Linked DNA regions of Homo sapiens: regions 1 and 3 are each linked to region 2. Evidence: read pairs that join two places in POLR2A ChIA-PET (ENCODE). Cell type or tissue: HepG2. All regions are shown on one strand.

Region 1 (2,500 bases), 70 kb before region 2:
AGCTAATTTTTATTTTTGTTAGAGCTGGGGTCTCACTACGTTGTCCAGGCGGGTCTTCAACTTCTGGGCTCAAGCAATTCTCCAGCCTCGGCCTCCCAACACGCTGGGGTTAGAGCCATGAGCCACTGTGCCTAGCCTTTTTATATGTTACCTTGATCTTTGAATCATGTTGTAATACCTGTTAATAAATATTTGATAAAAAATATTCGAAAGGTCTGCCTTCAAAGAGGGCAGGTAAAGGGCATCGGTGCTGTGGGACTCTGACCAGCAGAAACCCCAGTGGCCAGGTGGACACATGCTTAGCTGAGGTGTTCAGATCCCACCCCAGTCTTTGCAGCTCCCATCTGCTCTGTGAAACTCTGTGACATGGCACAGTGTGTGTATCTGAGATTCGTATAATATGTAGTGTGCTCCTTTTAGGTAGACAACATGCTTTAACCTAACATTTTGAAACCCAGAAGAAAATTGATGGGGATCACATTTAGGAACTGAATGGATCCCCCAAAATTCATGTCAAACCCCTAATCCCTGGCGTGGCCATTTGGAGAGGGGCCTCTAAGGAGGTACTGGGGTTAAGGTTATAAGGGTGGGGAGGCCCTGACCCGATGGGATGGGTGTCCCTATAAGGAGAGACCCCAGAGTGCTCGTGCTCCCTCCTGCCTGCAGGGGCACTCTCCCGGGACAGACCACGCACCAGCCTCTGCGAGCCAGGAAGGAGCCTCTGCAGAAACGGAACCAGCGGGAACCTTGACCTGAGACTTGCAGCCTCCAGAACTGGGAGAAAATAGATTTCTGTTGTTTCAAGCCCCCGAGCCTGTGGTATTTTGTCCCAGCAGCCTGAGCAGGCTGAAATGGTAGGTTGGGATGCTTGGTAAAGAAAAAAAGGAAATTCTTGTTAAGGGTGTGAAGAGGCATTATTCAAGGGCCCACTCCAGTGAGGTTTTGCAGAAAAGGAGAGAGATGGGGCTCAAATCCGAGTACAGGGATGGGTGGGAGCTGACAGCCCCGGAGCAGGGGTGGGGCCTGTGGACAGAAATTCCTAAGTGGAAACGTCAGGAGTCAGGGTGGGTTTCCCCAAGCAGGCTCAGCAGGATTTGCTCAAACGGAGCCAGCCCAGGACAGAGCCCAAGGTCAGAGCCTGGTCCACGAGGGGACTCGGAGGGGTGGACTCAAGCTTGGTCCCAGAGGGGAGGGGACTCGGAGCGGTGGACGCAAGCTTGGTCCGGGAAGGTCTTTGTCAAGGCCCATTTGTTTTATTTTACAGGGAGGAAACTGCAGCCGAGTCAGCTCCTCTGACTCTAGGCCGACCGTTCTTCCCTGTATGACATGTGACTCACCAGATAAAGCCACACACGTCATTCTTTTAAAATTCTCTACTCTGTGAGTGCAATGAAATTAGTATTTTTCCACAAGTCCTTTCCTTTCTCTAATGTGTAAAGTAAGAGGCAGAGAGATCCTGCTCTAGTCTCTGGGCCCTCCCTCTGCTGGCAATGTTCTTTTTCTGTTTTAACCATCTGAGCAGCACACGACCGCCCTGTCTTGGGGCAGTGACGTGTCTGTGGTCAGTACAGGACCTGGTGCTGGCTCTCTCGTGGCCGGGACCGACAGTGCTCACGCCTGGACCCCGCTGTGTGTCCTACCCTGTTCAGTTTGCCAGCACAGGCTTTTGGTTCCATTTTCAACACATCTCTAGTCTGATCAGCCCTAACCTCCACTGCAGGCTGCGTCCTTCCCTGCCTGTACTAGTGCAGAGCTCCTGGTGGGTTCGCACCTTCTCCCCCAGCTCCTCCCTCTCCAGGTAGCAGCCAGGATGGCACTTTCAAACCATGTCAGATCACGTCGCTGCTGTGCTCAGGACCCTCCCGTGACTTCCTTGTCCCTCTCAGAATAAAATGCAAATTCCTCCCCCACACCCACAGGTGTCCCCCTGTCCCCACCCCACACCTCACCTGCACTTGCCAACTCCAGCCATGCGGCTCTTACTGCCGTTCCTCAATGTGCTGGGAACCTCCTGCCTCAGGGGCTTTGCTGTTCCACTGCCTGGGCTTTACTCAGATGGAACTTTCTTTGTAAAAAATTGATTTCTAAAATTATGGTAAAATATACATAACATAAAGTTAACATCTTAACCTTTTTTTTTTTTTTTTTTAGACAGGATAGTCTCACTCTGTCACGCAGGCTGGAGTGCAGTGGTGCAATCACAGCTCACTGCAGCCTCTGCCTCCTGGGTTCAAGTGATTCTCTTGCCTCAGCCTCCCAAGTAGCTGGGGACTAGAGGCACACACCACCACGCCTGGCTTTTTAATTTTTTTTTTTATTTTTAGTAGAGACAGGGTTTTGCCATGTTGGTCAGGCTGGTCTCGAACTCCTGATCTCAGGTGAACCGCCTGCCTCACCGTCCCCAAGTGCTGGGCTTACAGGTGTGAACCACTGCGGCCAGCCCATCTTAGCCGTTTTTAAGTGTGCAGTTCAGTGGCATTAGGTACACTCACACTGCTGT
Region 2 (2,500 bases):
CCTCGCTGTGGTCAAGCCAGTGGCTCCCCCTGGAAGGAGAAGCACTTCCAGACGCAAAAGCAATTCAGCATCTACTTCTCAAATTGTGCAAAATATGACTCTGAAATAAAATTTCCGAGATTGTCTCCAGGGTAGTGAGGAATCTGAGCAGGCCCAGCGTACTATTTTACTATGATAACCAGGGGATAATGTTACACATGAGGCAGCCTGGAGATCCTGGCCACACAGAGCTTTCTCACACAGGTAACGAGGGTTGCTGCAAGCATCCCAGTGCAGGCAGGAGCCGATGCCCATGGTGGCAGCTCACGCGTCACGCATCTGTGCCTGCCTGGGGTTATTCAGTGACAGTCATCTGCTGTGCCCCACCACAGGGGCCCATGGACAGGGCTGTCCTCCAACACTATCTGGTGTCCCATGTGGACTTCCACAAGCAGGCGGCGTGCAGGAGATGGTGTGTGCACGTGTGCCTACGTGTGTCAGTGCATGTGTGAGCAACTGTGTGGAGGGGGAGAGGACCAGCTGTTAGCTGAGAGTGCAGGCCCTGAGTTCACAGAGGCCCTGTTCAAATTCTAGCTTCCCCATTATCTATGTGGCCTCCTGTAGCTGGATATCACTTAACCAGGAGACCTCAGTTTGCTGATCTGTAAAACAAGCCAGTCACACCGTGAGGTGAAATGCTCAGCGCAGGGCCTGGCTCACCGTGAGTGGGTGCCTGTGGAAGGTCTGTGCTGCTTCTCCCCGCTCAGCCATCCCTTGCTCGTGCCTCCTTTCCCTGGCCCAGGTTTGGGACGTGACCTAAGACTGAGGGTGAGAGGGGCAGAAGCTGCCCTGTGCTCCGCCTGCAAGGGTGGGATTGACAGGGATGTGGGCGGGACTCATCACTCCCTGTGACCTCCCTGTCACCAAATATTCCAGGAAAATGCATTCCAGCTTCAAGGACATTCTTAGCAAAGGGGGTCCTGCCGAGCTTTGTGCATTACTGAGACCACTGTTCAGTCTGGACTTTGTCTGTCCAGCAAACATGATTCAAGGGTTATTTCAGGCAAAATATCAGCGAGTGACTATTACGGGATAAGCTGAACTGAGATTCCTCACGGTTTAGTCAGTGCTTTCGTAACTGCAGCAGGACAATGTCTAGAGTAACTCATTTCAGTGTGGCTGTGATGACACTTTCTGTGGGTTCACATTTAGCAACAGGCACAAAAGCCAGCAGGGCCTCCCACAGTCAAACCAGAACTCCTGGAAAGAACCCACCCTTTTCATGGTCACATACATTTGAATTGGAATATTTTCTGCAGTCTTTCTTATATTAAAATGATTAAAAGCAAACAGTCGCCCATCTGAGCAAAGAACTATCATAAGGCCTTTCTGGCTCATGTCTGACCGTGCACAGGTACCTGCAGGGAAATCCGGCCGATGCCGCTGAGCAGCTGGGGCTCTTGCTCTGGGTAATACTTGATAACCGAATGATACGCCTCCACGGCCAGCACATAATCCTGTGGGAAGAAAAACCCAACGTACTTTAGAGCTGAGAACAGCACTGTGGGTTTCACACGTGTAGAAGAGCACAAGTGTATACAGACGCGGTGTAGAGAGAGGACACGCTGACGCAGGAGCTGGCGGGGAAGCTGGAAACCAGCACGCGGTGCTCGGCTGCCAGGGGGCGGCTGCTCTCCCGACTGCAGTCGGGCCGGGATTCTGAGCTGTGCGCATCGCAACGGCGGGGTCCTGCCTGTCACCGGGGGCTGTCGCGGTTTAGTTGGGCCTGAGGGTCTGTTTCCTGCTTCCATCTTCTAAACAGCGATTCATATTTCACTTGGACTGCACCTAACTCTCTTTCCTGACAAAGTTATCATGTGAGTTGGCGAACGCTGTCTCATCTCCATCCTCCAAATACATAGGCCAAATTTTTAAAGTGTCTCTTAAACGTTTTCTATGCTAGAAATTAAGGTCAAACCTTTACATGTAAAGAAAAACCACAAAACAAGTTTGCTGAGGCTGAGTATGTGATGGAGGTCGGCCTTGCAGAGTGCGTGAATGTCGTGTGCTCCGTGCGGCACGCATGAGACCTTCCCGTTTTAGAGACAGCTACGGGGGAACATGTAGGAGCGCTGTGCCAGCTGCCGTGCTCAGGGCATCTGGTTTCTGCCAAAGGCCTTTGCTGGATTCCTCATCGCTCTGCCCTGCCTGTGGTGGTCTGGCCCGTGGCCCCTCCTCAAGGGCAAGGCCTGGCAGCACAGTCTCACTGTCCATCTGCCCACTCATGCCGGCCCATCACAGCCACTTGCTGGACGCTGAGCGGACCCAGTCACCCTTTCCAGGTGTGAGCAACGCGGTCTCCGTGCAGGAAGGTCTTGCCAAAGTCACGTGGGACACAGTGGTAGCTTGTCTCAAGTCCCCAGCAAACCCGGGCTCTCTCCAGGATGACAGTGATCGCCGCATTTATTGAGCGAGCTGTGTGCGGCAGGCCCTGCACTAAATGCTCCCCTGCATTCTCGCA
Region 3 (2,500 bases), 53 kb before region 2:
GCTGAGATAATCTGATCTTTTTCAACTCGTTGGTTTGAAAAGACATCTAGGATGGTCAAGCGGCTGGACTTTATTAGCTACATTGAAAAATTCAGAATGGGATAGGGGAAGCTTGTTTTTATTCTAAGACTAGCACATTACAGTGTATGGGGAAGGGAGAAACGATGAAAAGAGGAAACAAGAGGAAGTTTAAAAAGTACAGGGTAGCACTGCAGAATGCCGACACTGCAAAAGTCTGGCGAGCGGGGAGGTGGAGGACAATGTCTCACCTGGGATCCGAGCTGTGAAGTCTCAACTGTGCCCATATGGACTGCATGAGCTTAACAAAATCCTTATTCTTTTTTTTTTTTTTTTGCATTTGCTTTCCATACTCTAAACACGTTTAACGTCGTTTGCCTCACAAGATTGCTCTGAAGGTGCAGGGAGACCGCGGCAGCACACACAAGGCACGTGCGATGCCTACGGTGAGCTTCACCTGCCCGGCGCGTCTGGCGAACGGCTGGCCCCGGGCCGCGGGCCTCAGGCAGGTCCGAGGGTGCCCAGGACAGGGTCGGGGCTTGAATGCCTTTGCTTCCGAAAACAGCGGAGCCGTGGGGCCTCCCCCGCGCCGGCCCTGCCTCCAACCAGCCGCCCAATCCCGGCTCCCATGCGCGTCCACGCCTCCCTATAAGATAAAGCGCGGCCGACGGGCTCCGAGCGCGGCCCCTGGGTTCGAACACGGCACCCGCACTGCGCGTCATGGTGCAGGCCTGGTATATGGACGACGCCCCGGGCGACCCGCGGCAACCCCACCGCCCCGACCCCGGCCGCCCAGTGGGCCTGGAGCAGCTGCGGCGGCTCGGGGTGCTCTACTGGAAGGTACGCGAGCCCAAGCCTCGCAGAGCGTGCGGGCGACGCCGACCCCCAAACGCCGCGCACAGCCCAGCCTCCTCCAGGTGCCGGGCAGCGGCCTGGGAGCCGCGGCATGCTGCGCATGCTCAGCAGCGGGATTTGGGGGTTCGTGGCGGCTCCCGGTGCCTGGGGTGGGCTGCGCATGCTCAGCAGTGGGGCTGGGTGGTCAGGGCCTCCTGCGCGGCGCCTGGGTGTGCTGCGCATGCTCAGCAGCGGCGTTGAGGGGTCGGCGGTCAGCCCCCAGCGCCTGTGGTGTGCTGCGCATGCTCAGCAGCGAAGTTTACGGGGTTGGCGGTCGGCTTCCGGCGCCTGGGGTGGGCTGCGCATGCTCAGCAGCGGGGCTGGTGGGGGTCGGCGGTCCGTTTCTGTTGCCTGGGGTGTGCTGCGCATGCTCAGCAGCAGAGTTGGCGAGTCAGGGGCCTCGCAGCCGGGACTCGCTGCGCACGCGCAGCTCCGGGATTGGCAGCGACCTGAAGGGTCGGCCGGCAGGGCTGCAAGATTCGCCGGAGGCGGGCTGCGAGTTCGTGGGCTCGTTGGGCTTGTCCGACGCCCTGCCTGCCTGGCTAACCTCGGTCAAAGGCCCAGGGGTTTCTTCTATCGGAGGAAGGGGGACTCCGCTTGAAAGTGTCCTGGGGGAGGGACCGGGCGCCAGCAGATCGAGGCGGGGTCCTGCCGCGGTCTGTCGGGGATCCCCGGGGGGTAGCGCTCGGTGGTGGGGTGGGGGCGTCTCCAGTGGGCGGTGGAGCTGGCTTGGGTCCCGGCTGGGCCCGGTGTCAGCCCTGCCTCTGTAACGCTAGCTTTGCAAGGCGGGGCTAGGCTTTGCACCGGTGTCCCGTTGCTTGCACAGCACCAGTCCAGATCCGCTCACCTTGTTTATTTGCAAATGGTTTTGCAGTAACAAAGGTTTACTGCAAAAGAGAGGGCCAGGGTAGGCCTCAGGGATAGGCTGAGGGGTGACTGGATCTAATCTTCATTCATGTGATTTAAATGAAATACACAGGGTTACCTGGACACCACACTTTTTCCCTTGGGAAAGGATTATAGAATATTCCAGCATAATCTATTTGGATATCATCTTGTTCTATCCTAAATAACAGAAGAGGGAAGTGACAATTGGCATACCAGTGCGAAACAGGGCATGCATGTTAATGTTTACATAGTATTTGTCTTTTCCTAGGATAAGGTTTAACACTTACCTTGCTGGAGGGTACTTCTTCAAAGCAATCAAGTGGTTTATAGTTTTCCATTAATGAGAGGAGAATAAATTTTGACTTATTATGTTTATCCACAATCCAAACAACCAGAGGGTTCAAATTAATACACTTGGGGAGTTTCATTGTGCATTTGACGGTTTTAAGAACAAGAACAAGAGTGAGATTACAGGTCAGCTTCTTAATGTATTCAAAGAATAAAATAAGATTTATTTTAATAGACATCTTTTAGATTATTACATGGGCTCAAACATAGTTTTTCCTACCGTCTAGTTCTGCTCTGAGTCAGGGCTATCAAAATTAAATCATGTTTACTCTGTGGTTTTAATGTCCTGTGTGTTTTTATATTCTTCCTTTCTTTTTTTTTTTTGCTCTTTTTGCCCAGGCTGGAGTGCAGT

Evidence for each region. ChIA-PET counts read pairs that join two places held together with the same protein. Peaks named below come from ENCODE experiments on the same cell type or tissue, not always from the same donor. Only the 100,000 strongest peaks of a DNase experiment are listed, where the experiment ranks them.
Region 1: POLR2A ChIA-PET joins it to region 2 with 16 read pairs; 4 of 35 experiments call an interaction of 5 or more read pairs at or near these places.
Region 3: POLR2A ChIA-PET joins it to region 2 with 21 read pairs; 4 of 35 experiments call an interaction of 5 or more read pairs at or near these places.

What each region holds. Positions count from the first base shown.
Region 1 is chr2:3,535,078-3,537,577 of GRCh38, reverse strand. It overlaps a transcript of RNASEH1 not described here. Among named protein-coding and RNA genes, the nearest start is that of ADI1, 17 kb to the right of the region's middle. RefSeq lists enhancers at 1,285-1,579, 487-1,686. In HepG2, CTCF peaks have their summits at 678, 1,496 (motif pointing left) and 1,901; DNase peaks (open chromatin) are centred at 687 and 1,267; H3K4me3 peaks cover 1,674 bases.
Region 2 is chr2:3,464,593-3,467,092 of GRCh38, reverse strand. TRAPPC12 (trafficking protein particle complex subunit 12) reads right to left here. Exons shown (of 12, transcript NM_016030.6): 9 at 1,398-1,496. Among named protein-coding and RNA genes, the nearest start is that of TRAPPC12-AS1, 17 kb to the left of the region's middle. In HepG2, no CTCF peak of the experiment used is centred here; a DNase peak (open chromatin) is centred at 1,032.
Region 3 is chr2:3,517,726-3,520,225 of GRCh38, reverse strand. It overlaps ADI1 (acireductone dioxygenase 1), which reads left to right and starts at 695. Exons shown (of 4, transcript NM_018269.4): 1 at 695-858. The coding sequence starts at 739. LOC124907725 (a long non-coding RNA gene) reads right to left here and starts at 680. Exons shown (of 2, transcript XR_007086195.1): 1 at 270-680. RefSeq lists enhancers at 1-507, 508-1,029 and silencers at 449-578, 649-968, 1,049-1,108, 1,589-1,788. In HepG2, no CTCF peak of the experiment used is centred here; DNase peaks (open chromatin) are centred at 655, 1,225 and 1,745; H3K4me3 peaks cover 2,235 bases.